Linked DNA regions of Homo sapiens: region 1 is linked to region 2. The links are chromatin loops, found by intact Hi-C in ENCODE. Cell type or tissue: Caco-2. All regions are shown on one strand. Each heading gives the region's core, and the rest is flanking DNA. Links, peaks and the distances in the headings are about the cores only.

Region 1 (5,381 bases), core at 267-5,266, 63 kb before region 2:
ACATCCAATATCATTTTAAAAGATGATTTATGGTTCTGTTAGGAATCCTCTGTCACTCCAAATGATTTAAAAATGGCTCTTTGACATGCTTTCCTTTGAAACAGTGAATTTAGCATTCTCTGCATAGACATATGTAAGGTTGATTTACTGAGAAGAAAAAAATCAATATTGTGCAGTAAACCAGTAGATTATCCTACAAATTCAGAAGGAAAAAAAATACCCCAACAAATATATTCCTATCTACTTATACTCCATTCAGTATGCATTCCAAACCAAAAATTATAGTGAAAAAGTAAGGACCACTGCCTCTTCTCAGGGTCCATAAAAGAAGGCTACAGATATGTGAATATATCTGGCAGGTGGATGAAGCAAAAGGCTTCTTTTCACATTTCTATATAAATACAACTTTAACACCAGTTCTTGAATATGCTTTTCTCTAAACCACTCATAAAAATTCTTGAGGTTCTTAACCTTACTGGAAAAGAAAACCTCAGATGACTATAAAGTAAATACACAGCATATTCTCAATATCATGGCCATCTTCAAGCAATTTCTCACACTTATAATGCATTTATTTTATATAAAGCAGATGCATGTCTTTGGGGCAAACCATGCCTTTTATTCTTATGTTGTGAAAGTCCCTTCTAATTAAAACAGGAAATACAAATTTCCTTGTCTAGTTCTAAGGATAAATCCTACGTAGTACAAGCAGCTGTCTGCAATTTCTGATGAACCCTTTCTGGCTATTCAAAATGTATAGTGCTGAAGTCATATTCCTTGAGCACTTGTGAATCCACATTCTGAAAACAAAAGCCACACCCATTGTCCCTGCATTCTCACCTGCCAGGGCCTTGTACAACTTGGGCACCTTCCCAAGCCAAATAACAAACACAAGCAGTGCTAGAGCTTCAAAACCTTATTCAGAACTGAGGAGGCTGAATATGTTCTGAAGGAAGGGTTAAGGAAAAAGTGGAAAATGAGAAGTCATTCAAAGAAAAGGTTAGGGGTTGAATGCAGGAGAGAATGTAAATGAATTTATTTTAAAAAGTCATTCTTTAAATGCTTTGTGTTATAGCTCAAACTGCAATTAAGAAAAATCTGGTCCCACCCTTCTAATTAAAAAGCACAAGTAGTTCCTTTACTGACCACAACAAAGGGCAAATAGACTCAAACCTACTTCCTTCGCAGGAGCTTCTCTTGCTGTTTCTGAGTCGGTTGTGTGTGGCTGATAAACAGGCTTTTGGGTCTGAAGGCATTAAAGTCCAAGCAAGTTGATACATACTGGAGCAGATCAGATATGCTGTCTGAAGAGTGGGGCAGTTTTTCCACCTTTATAAAGGCTAGATTAATATTCCTACTAATTACATTCTAGGAATGGCCAATTCATTCAATTCAAATCACTTGCAAAGGCGGTGAGGGATGAGAAGGCCAGAAACTGTCCTTATCCTCTTAGGGATCTGTGGGTGAGTGCAGACTCTCCGTGCTTCTCCCATTTCGCTGCTGAGGGCTCACTTGCAGGACAACAGAGTGGGAAGGCCAGTAGCCCAAGTCCTGCTGGGCTATACCACAAAGACTGGGTAAGGGAAGTTTGTGCTTACATTATGACAGAAAACTGCTTTGTAGCTTCATCTGTAAGGAATTATGAGATGGAAATTCTTAACCTGAAAGGATTTACTTTTAATTTTAAATATCTCAGTTCCTACCTTTATATCTGAAACAATGTGTTTTTCCTTGAGTTAAAAAAAATTGTTCTTAAGAATGAGCCTTTCTCCCAATCCCCTCCCACACACAGCTTTAATTTGATTTGGACTCTCAGTCAAAAGCATCTTGTTACTTAATTCATATTTGCAAGTTCAGTAAAGTGATGGTTGTGCCTTGAAGTAACAACAGGCACGTTTGCAAGCAAAGTGTCAATAGTGACTCTGAGCTCTAAAAATCTAGAGTCGGGGACCAGAGCTGTACCCATGACTCTCCAGAACCATGGCAAGAAAGTTAGTTAATAAACACCAACTAGCTTTTTTCAACGGCAGCAATAAAATGTTCAATTGGTGAAATGTCCACAAGTTCTGCTCAAAGCATCTTGTGAACTGTTTAATTAGCAAACTCTTGCAACACTCAACAAATAGATATTGGCAAGTTAGGGAGACACAAGGTCCCTTACGTATTAACTGTGCTGATAATCTAATCTGCAGGCTTTTCAAGGGGACACATACTCCATTCTTTTTTCCTCTAAGGATTCAGATACTCAAATGACAAGCATTTTCCATTTAAAGTGTTCTAACAAGTAAATAAACCATAAGAGATGTAAAGACAACTAGTTATAATAGTGAACCAGGCTACTAATCACATGCTAGGCCCTGATCCGATTAATAATATCTCTCATGTATATAATAATGCAAGACATGTATGTATCTTCCCAAAGTAATGATCAGATTTTGTTCACATAAATATAACTAAATCCAAGAAAAAAATTCCCGTAAAAGCCAACTCTACTTTTTGCTTCATCAAACTGCAAAGTATTATCAGATACACATTTAAGGACCCTGCCCAGTATCCTAACAGCCAAAATGCTAGGAAGGTTCAATTAGCAGTGATTTTTAACTAGTCATGCTTCGTGAGAATTATTTCCTTCCTTGGCTCAGATAATCCAGGACAGGCCACACTGAGAAGTCCTAGTTAGCTGATGAAACCCAGATCACAGGTCCAATAGCAGTATGGGTCATTTCAATATATTTTGTTCCAAATTATAAACAAATTGCCAGTATTCATGCTAGAGATGTCTTCAGTAAAATGATGTGTATGAAATGTCAAAATCCTATTCTCGCTATGAATTCAGAATATGTATCCACTCTGTCAAAGGATCAGTAGTATGTTTTTGCTTATGAAAGAACACATATACACTATTCTCATAAAGATCAAAGAAATATATACCTTTTATGGCATAGAAAAATTTGAAAAGCATTACATTAAGCATCTTCTTTCTCCTTAAAAAGTATAGCTATTGTTCATTCCAATCACCATTAAATAATTGATTAAACTGCCTGTAGCTATTCTTAGTTCTACCTGAAGAAGTAAAATGCACATGGTCCTTATCTTCTTAAAGCTTATACATTAATCTGACACTGATCTTCTTAGGCTGAAATATCCAAGTCTTTCATAAATTCATTTGTAAAGCACAAAAGAAAACACATGGAAGTTATTGTTTTAGCAGAAGAGCCATGCTTTTTAATTCATCTAATGGTCTTTAGAATACTTGACATATTCTTAAAAGAAAATCTTGAAAAAAAGCCAAATACTGAAGACACCATCTGCCCCTGCCCAATTCAGAATTAGTTTTAAGTGAGAGAGAGATAGACAGAAAGGAACAAGTAGCAATCTGATTTTCAGTTTTATACAAATACACCAGGTATACACACAAAAGATTTTTAAATGCTTTAAAGAAGGATTAAGAGGCAAATCATTTACTTCAGAGTCAAAAAGCATTTAAAATTCATTTTGTAAAATACCTGAGTTTGTATCTTCCTTCAGTTTTCTTTATACATACGTGTTTCTGTAAAAATGTTGAGATGATCTTGTTTTCTATTTCCCTGCTGCAATGAAATAATGACAGCTACCTCATGACACCATCAGTCTTTGGTCAACCCCTTAACCAAGCAATAGGCAGACTGATCCTTTACACAGATGACCTATGATCTACGAATCTAGTCTCCATGAAAAAAAAAAGAGACCAACACAATGATCCTGCTCTGCAAGGAAACCCCAGAGGGGCTTTTATTCTGTGACTTTTTACAAGTGGTTCATAACCTTTGTACTCTAGACACTCATTCAAAAGATCTCACCACTCTGTAAACTAGGGGATAAGGATGCTCTAAGGCATGAACTTTCTACCCAGAGTATTGTATACATTGTGGGGGGTGGAGGGCTGGGGGGTGGTGGGCACACTGTGCTACTGGTAAAATAAACCACGAAAAAGGACATTAGCCAAGACACTTGTATTCAGGGAGCCTCGCCAACCAGGGAACTCAGTTTTGGCTTCAACCCTGTTACTCAATAACTAGGTCCCAAGGAGAGCAAGTGAGCCTCCTTAGAGTGTTGGCATTTTAAAGTTTCCTAAGAGTCCTTGGGTGCCAATAAGTGTATTTCAAGAATTAAAACAAACAGGATACAATACAATACTTATGTATTCTATTAGAATACATAATGGATACAATAGAATACTTATGTATTCTATTAGAATACATAATAGATACAATAGAATACTTATGTATTTCTAAATTGGGGTCTCAACTGTGTTTTTTCTTTTTAAAACTATAAATACAACAGGAAAAAAACATATAAAGGGGAGAAGGCTACTTACAAAAGATTACTTATGACAACATTTCTGGTTGCTTTAATTTTAATTTCCAACTGGGTTACAATTTTCACTAAGAGGTCTTCTGTCTGATTCAAAAACGACTTGATTAGAAATTCAAATTAAATTATTTGCAACAAGGCTTTTTCTTCTTTGGGGACAGGGAGATAGTAGAGAAGAAGAGGGTCACCATAGGCAAAGCTCCTAAACCAGTGTAAATAAAAATTATCGGATGAAGGCAGAAATGAAATTGAGTCCAGTTTCCCTAAACTGAATAAAATCTAAAAATCAATTCATTCTAAAATAAAAATGCAATTAAAATAAAATTCTACTCCAAAAATTAGGAAGTAAATTTGTGAAAAATAATATTTAATATTTGAGGGTTTTTTTAGGTTTTAATTTCCTCTAAATAGTGACCATAACTTTTTTTTTTTGAGATAGAGTCTCACTCTGTTGTACAGGCTGGAGTGCAGTGGCGTGATCTCAGCTCACTGCAACCTCAGTCTTCCCAGTTCAATGATTCTCCTGCCTCAGCCTCCTGAGTAATTAGGACTACAGGTGTGCACCATGCCTGGCTAATTTTTGTATTTTTAGTAGAGATGGGGTTTTACCATGTTGGCCAGGATGGTCTCGATCTCCTGACTTCGTGATCCATCTACCTTGGCCTCCCAAAGTGCTGGGATTACAGGTGTGAGCCACCCCACGCCCGGCATGACCATGAATTTTTAAAGTGATGTATTTTTACTCATCTAGTTGAGACGTATTCGGGTGTAAATCTGCCATCCTACCCAATGCATCATCAAGGAGACAGTCTGTCTTCCAACAGAGGATCCAAAACAATTGTTAATTTAATACGCTAGATATTTTCCTATGCCACAATCGGATAAGGTAAGATATACATTATTAACAGCAAGTTGATAGTTATTTTTTACATTGTTAGTTAAATGTAAACATGAAGCGTAAAAAAACATTAAAGGCATCAATAACCAGAAATTCAAGACGACCATACCTTTAAAACAAAGAATGTGAA
Region 2 (5,381 bases), core at 133-5,132:
CACCTCGTCCAAATGAACTCAGCATTCGGAAACTTCTCGTCCCCACCTCCATCCCCCACCCCGTTTTTGGTGAGCGACTTTTTAAAAGGGGGCTCGAGCTCGGAGAACAAGAAACGTAATAGAAAAGCTATCCCCGCGCTGTCACGCGTCCCCGCTCGTCTTCCAGCGGAAGCGTCGCTGTAGGGTGGCAGTGGTGTATTTTTTTTTTTTAATTACGCAATTTAGGCGAATGCAGTCCAATCCAGAGCCGCTAGCTGTGTACGCGCTGAGCTTGGTAGAGTTCACCGTGGAATTTGCTTTTCCAACAACGACCCCGGGGGAGAGCCCGGGCCTCTTTAGGCGGCGTCTTACCTCGCCCCTCGCCTCCCGGCGTCTTCGGCGACCGCTCAGTAGATGCGGCGTCCCCAGCGCGGCACCCGAGCCCAGCCCAGCAGCGCGGGCTCTTCGCCTCCCTCTCCACCGTCCCCGCGCTTTTTAAAACTTTGGGCGCAGCTTTTGAGTGACTGTCCAGGAATCAGTGCTCCTGCCCCACTTCAACTAGCGTACAAATAAATACCTTACCCCCGTTCACGTTTCATAAATTAGGAAAAGACATCCAGCTTACATTCCCCCAAATTAGCTGTATCCGACTCTGCAATTCATTTACCCTTCCAAGTTGGTGACACGAAATTCTATTCTCCAAACAAACCGTAATGATCAATCCAACGTCCCTTTCTACTCCGTTTTAAAAGACTGAAGAATTAATGCCAGAGGAGAGCTATCAACACTGCCGGAGATTACAGATTAAGCGATATCAGAGCCCCATACCACCACTCTTTTACTATCCCTCATTCTGGGCGTGATCCCTCTTCACTAAAATCCTAGCCCAAATGTATTTTGTCCCCTACCCTTGATTCTTTGAAAATCTGTTTCCTAAAATAGTAAACGTAACGTTTTAAAGACCTTCTAACGTCACCCTCCTCATTGCAGTCCTAAGCGGCACACCAGCGCAGCTCAGCCCGCTCCTGAAGACTTCGAAGCAGGAAACCCAGCAATCTTCCAAGTGGCACCTTCCCTGCTGGCCTAGATGAACCTAGAAAGCAAGCAACTTCAATGAATGCAAACTAAGCTTTCCCGAGGAGAAACGTCAAAGCAGCTACAATCAGTCTCTGATTACACAAACATACCTAGGGGCAGGTTGGAGTAAGGAGGGCTTTAGGGGTGGGGGTTGCCTACCCAGAGGTGGCTTAAACCAGTTCTCCTATTGTTACTGAGTTTAGGAAAGCTAGCTTTTGTTTCGTGGTGGATTTTGGGGATCAAACCCGAGATGCCAGCTAAACATCCCTGAAGTCTTTGTAAGAGAACCTAACCCAAAGTTAGGACTTCAGTTCCTTTAAATTAAGATACTGAGTTATGCATAATTAACGATTCCAGTAGAGAAACAATGCAGAATTATTTTGAAATATTGTAAAAGGAGGGTCGACATGTGCGTCTATCTGCCCAGTTTTGCGAGAGCTAAATGCCACTCACGGGCCCCCTCTACCAAACCGGGAAGAGTGGCGACAGCGGGACTCCTTAGGTCATGTCTTGGGACCCAAAGGTTTCGGACTCCCTCCAACCATCCTTTTGGAGGAAGGAGGCTTACAGCTCTAACTCCCTCCCCAGCAAACAAACCAGAGAGAACTGAGGCCCTATCTTTCCTGGGCCCATCTGGAGACACACGCCTAGAAAGCAAAGCTCTTTCCCGCCTACCTAGTAGGTAGCGGTTGACGAGTGATTGTGCACAGTGTCCAGGAACTCCCAGGCTAAGGGACGTCCAGCTCTCGAGGTTTACAGGCAAGGGGGACCTGAAGTGGAGGGAGGTGCATTGTTTCCACATGGCGTTTAGGTGGTAACAGCCCAAAATATAGCTTTCATTGAGAGAGAAGAGCTACCCAGGCCCAGCTCTGCGCGCGGCGAGGGCCCGCTGGGATTGGGCGGACGCGCGTCACGTGACCGGGCGCCGTGCCCTGGAGCCCCGCCCCTCCCTGGCGCTCACTCGGCGGTGCTGCAGCAGCCGGGATTAGTCCCACTTTCACTTTCTGCACTGGGGCTTCACACCTGAGTGATATTGTTTTGTTTTCTTTTGTTTTTTGTTTTGTTTGATTTTGAGATGGCCAGTACAAAAAAGAGGCAGTCCAAAGAAAAAGAGCTCCATGCGTTTCTGGAAGGGGGTGATGAGCCGGGGAGGTCGGACGGGGGCTGTTCAGGGTCCGCGCTCCCGGGAGGACGAGGACCCGGAAAGCAGGTGTTTTCCCCATTGCAAGGGCAACACTGAGCTCGCGCGTCCACAAAACGTTCTGCGAAATTGTAAGGGCCTCCAGCATCACAACCAAAAGTAGAAAGTAGTAGGGGCTTCACCCTCCGAGCGCTGACGTGGTGATTTGTTTCTGAAGAAGGACTTGCTCCAGGTAGTTTATTAGGGTAGCGAGAGCGAAGGGCCACCAAAGCTGGCTTGTCATCCAACCTAGGAAACGGCACTCGCTGAAAAAACAAACTCACGATGGCTTCCGTCTCACCTCTAACCTGTGGGGGACTGGACTGGACTCAGTTCAGTACGAGTGCAGGGAGAGGGCTGCGCGCCAGCTCTGGATGAGCCCAGCCAGCGGTCCTATGTCTGTACCTGTCCTTATCGCTTATCACTAACCGCCCTTATCAGTCATTATCGCGGCTGGTCACTGACTAAAACATTCTTCCATAGTCCTAAATAAGTTCACCTATAGAAAGAAACCATTCCAGATCACTAACATGAGCTTGGCCCATTCATTTGTTCTTACATTTATATAACAGTGTTATTTTACATGTTGCACATTTTCCAGTGCCTGACTTACTAGGTTCTGAAGCACAGCAGCAACCTGTGAACCAGTCAGGCTCTTTTGCCTACGGTGACCTTCAAGTGTCCATCTGTAACAAGTCAGGGCAAGTTGCAATAAATAATTGGATCTTTGAAAGGAAAAAAAATGGTTTGTTTTCTCCTCTCTAAAAAGATTTCTCCAACACCTGAAAACTTTTAGCAAGTTGCTCAAACTTTAAGACTTCTGGGATTTTTTGTTTTTTTTTTTTGTTGTTGTTGTTTATTTGTTATTTGTACACTTCAGAGGGTAAGAAGAAACCAGGTAAAGTGTTGACAGTTGCCTAGCACAATGACTGGTACAAAGTAAATGCTCGATAAATTATTATTGTTAAAGTTAAACAAGTTATGCTTCCTCCTGTGTGTAGTTTTAAGTGACAATATAGTATTGTCCATTCTTCCATGCTTTATTTTTATATACAGGTTTGATTAGGGAGAAGGGAAAGCTTATAAAGCAATTTGCTTCAATCTTTGGTCGTGATAGTAACTTCCACTAACTAATTACACATCATTTTGAAAGTATTTCCTCAAATTTGTTTTGAATATATAATATGGCCTTTGAATTTCCTTAACTTCTCCCTTATACTTTTACAAAATGAAAGGGTATGGTCTTATCCCACTAGCTATTTCACAAGCAAACATGGTAACTCTTTTGGGGGAAGAGATTATTATTTTCTCTGGGAAGTTAGCTGAAAATCTACCAAAAAGTGCAGTCCAGAATAAGAATTAATTAAATAACCAAAAAGATCATTTTTGTTTTGCTATCTGGAAAAAAATGACATAGAATAGATATGTAAAATGTTAATTTTAAAATATAGCTGTTTTTTAATTCCTGCTTTTGGAAGCCAATTTGGATGGTTGAAATGAAAGTTGTTTTCCCTTTAAAATTAATATAATTATCACTAGGTCACCTAGAAAGAATATCTCTGGTCTAAACTTCTCTTCTGTGCTCCAAATTCCCTCTTTCACAAATGACAAAGAAACCGCTTGGATATATATGGAGCTAAACTCATCACCTCTCCTACCATTCTCCCTTTGGACATTCTAGATCTTACTTAGTTCAACCTCCCAGTCATCCATACTACAAACCTGGAAGCCATGCTCGAATCTTCTCTTTTTCTGCCCTCCACTTTAAGTCAGTTATCAAGTCCTGCCTGATTTAAACTCCTAATTGTGCCTCAGATATGCCCCTTCCCTTCCTTTCTAATTCCTGCTGCTCCAGTCTAGGCCTTCCTTGTCTTGCTCCCTGGCTCCCTTGCTGCAGCAGCCTCTTCACTGTAAGCCTCTGCCATTATCATTTCCTTCCAGTCCTTTGTTGAGTGACTTATCTGAAAAGCAGATCTGGACATGCCACTCACCTTTATAGGCTTCCTATTACTTACCAGATAAAAATCTAAGCTCTTTACCACCATTCTAAGGCTCTGTACCTCTCTCTGGCTTTGCCTTTCTCTCCTTCCTGCCCTGACTTCACATTCTAGCCACACTTCATTCATTCATTCTACACCACTGTGTGCTAGCTACTGTCCTAGCCACTTGGGATGTCTCAGGGAAAAAAAAGCTAAGATCTTTGCCCTTGTGGAGCTTATGTTATGGGAAGGATCACATCAGTAAACAATAAACATAAGTAAGCACAATTGATAGGACGAGGGAGGGTAATTCTAGATAGGTTGGTCAGGGTTGGCTTTATTGAAAAGGTGACTTTTGAGCAAAGATGCAAAAGATGAGGCAGTGAGCTATGTGAAGAAACAGAGGAAAAATATCTACACCGAGGGGACAGCCCGTGCATATCCCTGAGGTAGGAGCGTGCTTAGCATACCCAGGAGAGGCAAAAAGAGAGCAGGGAGAATGACAAGAGATGAGGGCAGAGAGACAACAGGGGAGTGTGCCTTTGGACAGGCCCTCATTAGCCATTGTATTAAGTTGGAGACTTTGTATTTAATGGGAAGCCAACTGCTTGTGGTGGTCACACTCTCCCCTACAAGTTGTGTTGTTCAGCCCTATGGTCTTTAAAGACGTGCTGCTTTTCTTTGTATTGCATCCCTCTCTGCAGCTGAGTTTCTGCTCCCATAGCTCCTTGTGATTATCTCTGTTATTGTAGTTGCCATATTACTTAAGAATCTTACATCTTGAGGGAGGATTTTGGTTTATTTTTGTATCCCCAGTGCCTATAGCAAGCCCTCAAAAGCTTAGTGAATGAATGGTAATGTTTGTTTGTAGAGTACCTCCAAATATCAGGCGTATATGTTTATTAATTCTTAAAACAACCCTACAAGGGAGCTCTGTTGTACCTATTTTACAGAAGAGGAAATGAAGTTCAGAGAGGTTAAGTAACTTATCCCAAGTCACACAGCTGGTAAATAACGGAGCTGGGTTTCAAACTCAGCTGTCTGGCCAGTTGCTACCCTGCACTATTCACTAATGAGACTTCCTCACTAGATTGAATAAACGAGATGGAAGGAATTTATCTCTGGTTGTTTCTTGCCCTTGGCTTCTTTGTGCTTAAAAAAAACCC

What was found. Hi-C counts contacts between places; a loop is a spot of excess contacts. Peaks named below come from ENCODE experiments on the same cell type or tissue, not always from the same donor. Only the 100,000 strongest peaks of a DNase experiment are listed, where the experiment ranks them.
Region 1: it touches region 2 in a loop (4-fold over the local background); 2 of 110 quality-filtered maps call a loop at or near these places.

What each region holds. Positions count from the first base shown.
Region 1 is chr6:106,052,371-106,057,751 of GRCh38, reverse strand. It overlaps a transcript of PRDM1 not described here. Among named protein-coding and RNA genes, the nearest start is that of PRDM1, 31 kb to the left of the region's middle. In Caco-2, for the core only: no CTCF peak of the experiment used is centred there; no DNase peak of the experiment used is centred there.
Region 2 is chr6:105,989,201-105,994,581 of GRCh38, reverse strand. It overlaps a transcript of PRDM1 not described here. Among named protein-coding and RNA genes, the nearest start is that of PRDM1, 94 kb to the left of the region's middle. RefSeq lists an enhancer at 802-1,336 and a silencer at 1,867-2,076. In Caco-2, for the core only: no CTCF peak of the experiment used is centred there; DNase peaks (open chromatin) are centred at 1,981 and 2,621; H3K4me3 peaks cover 1,312 bases.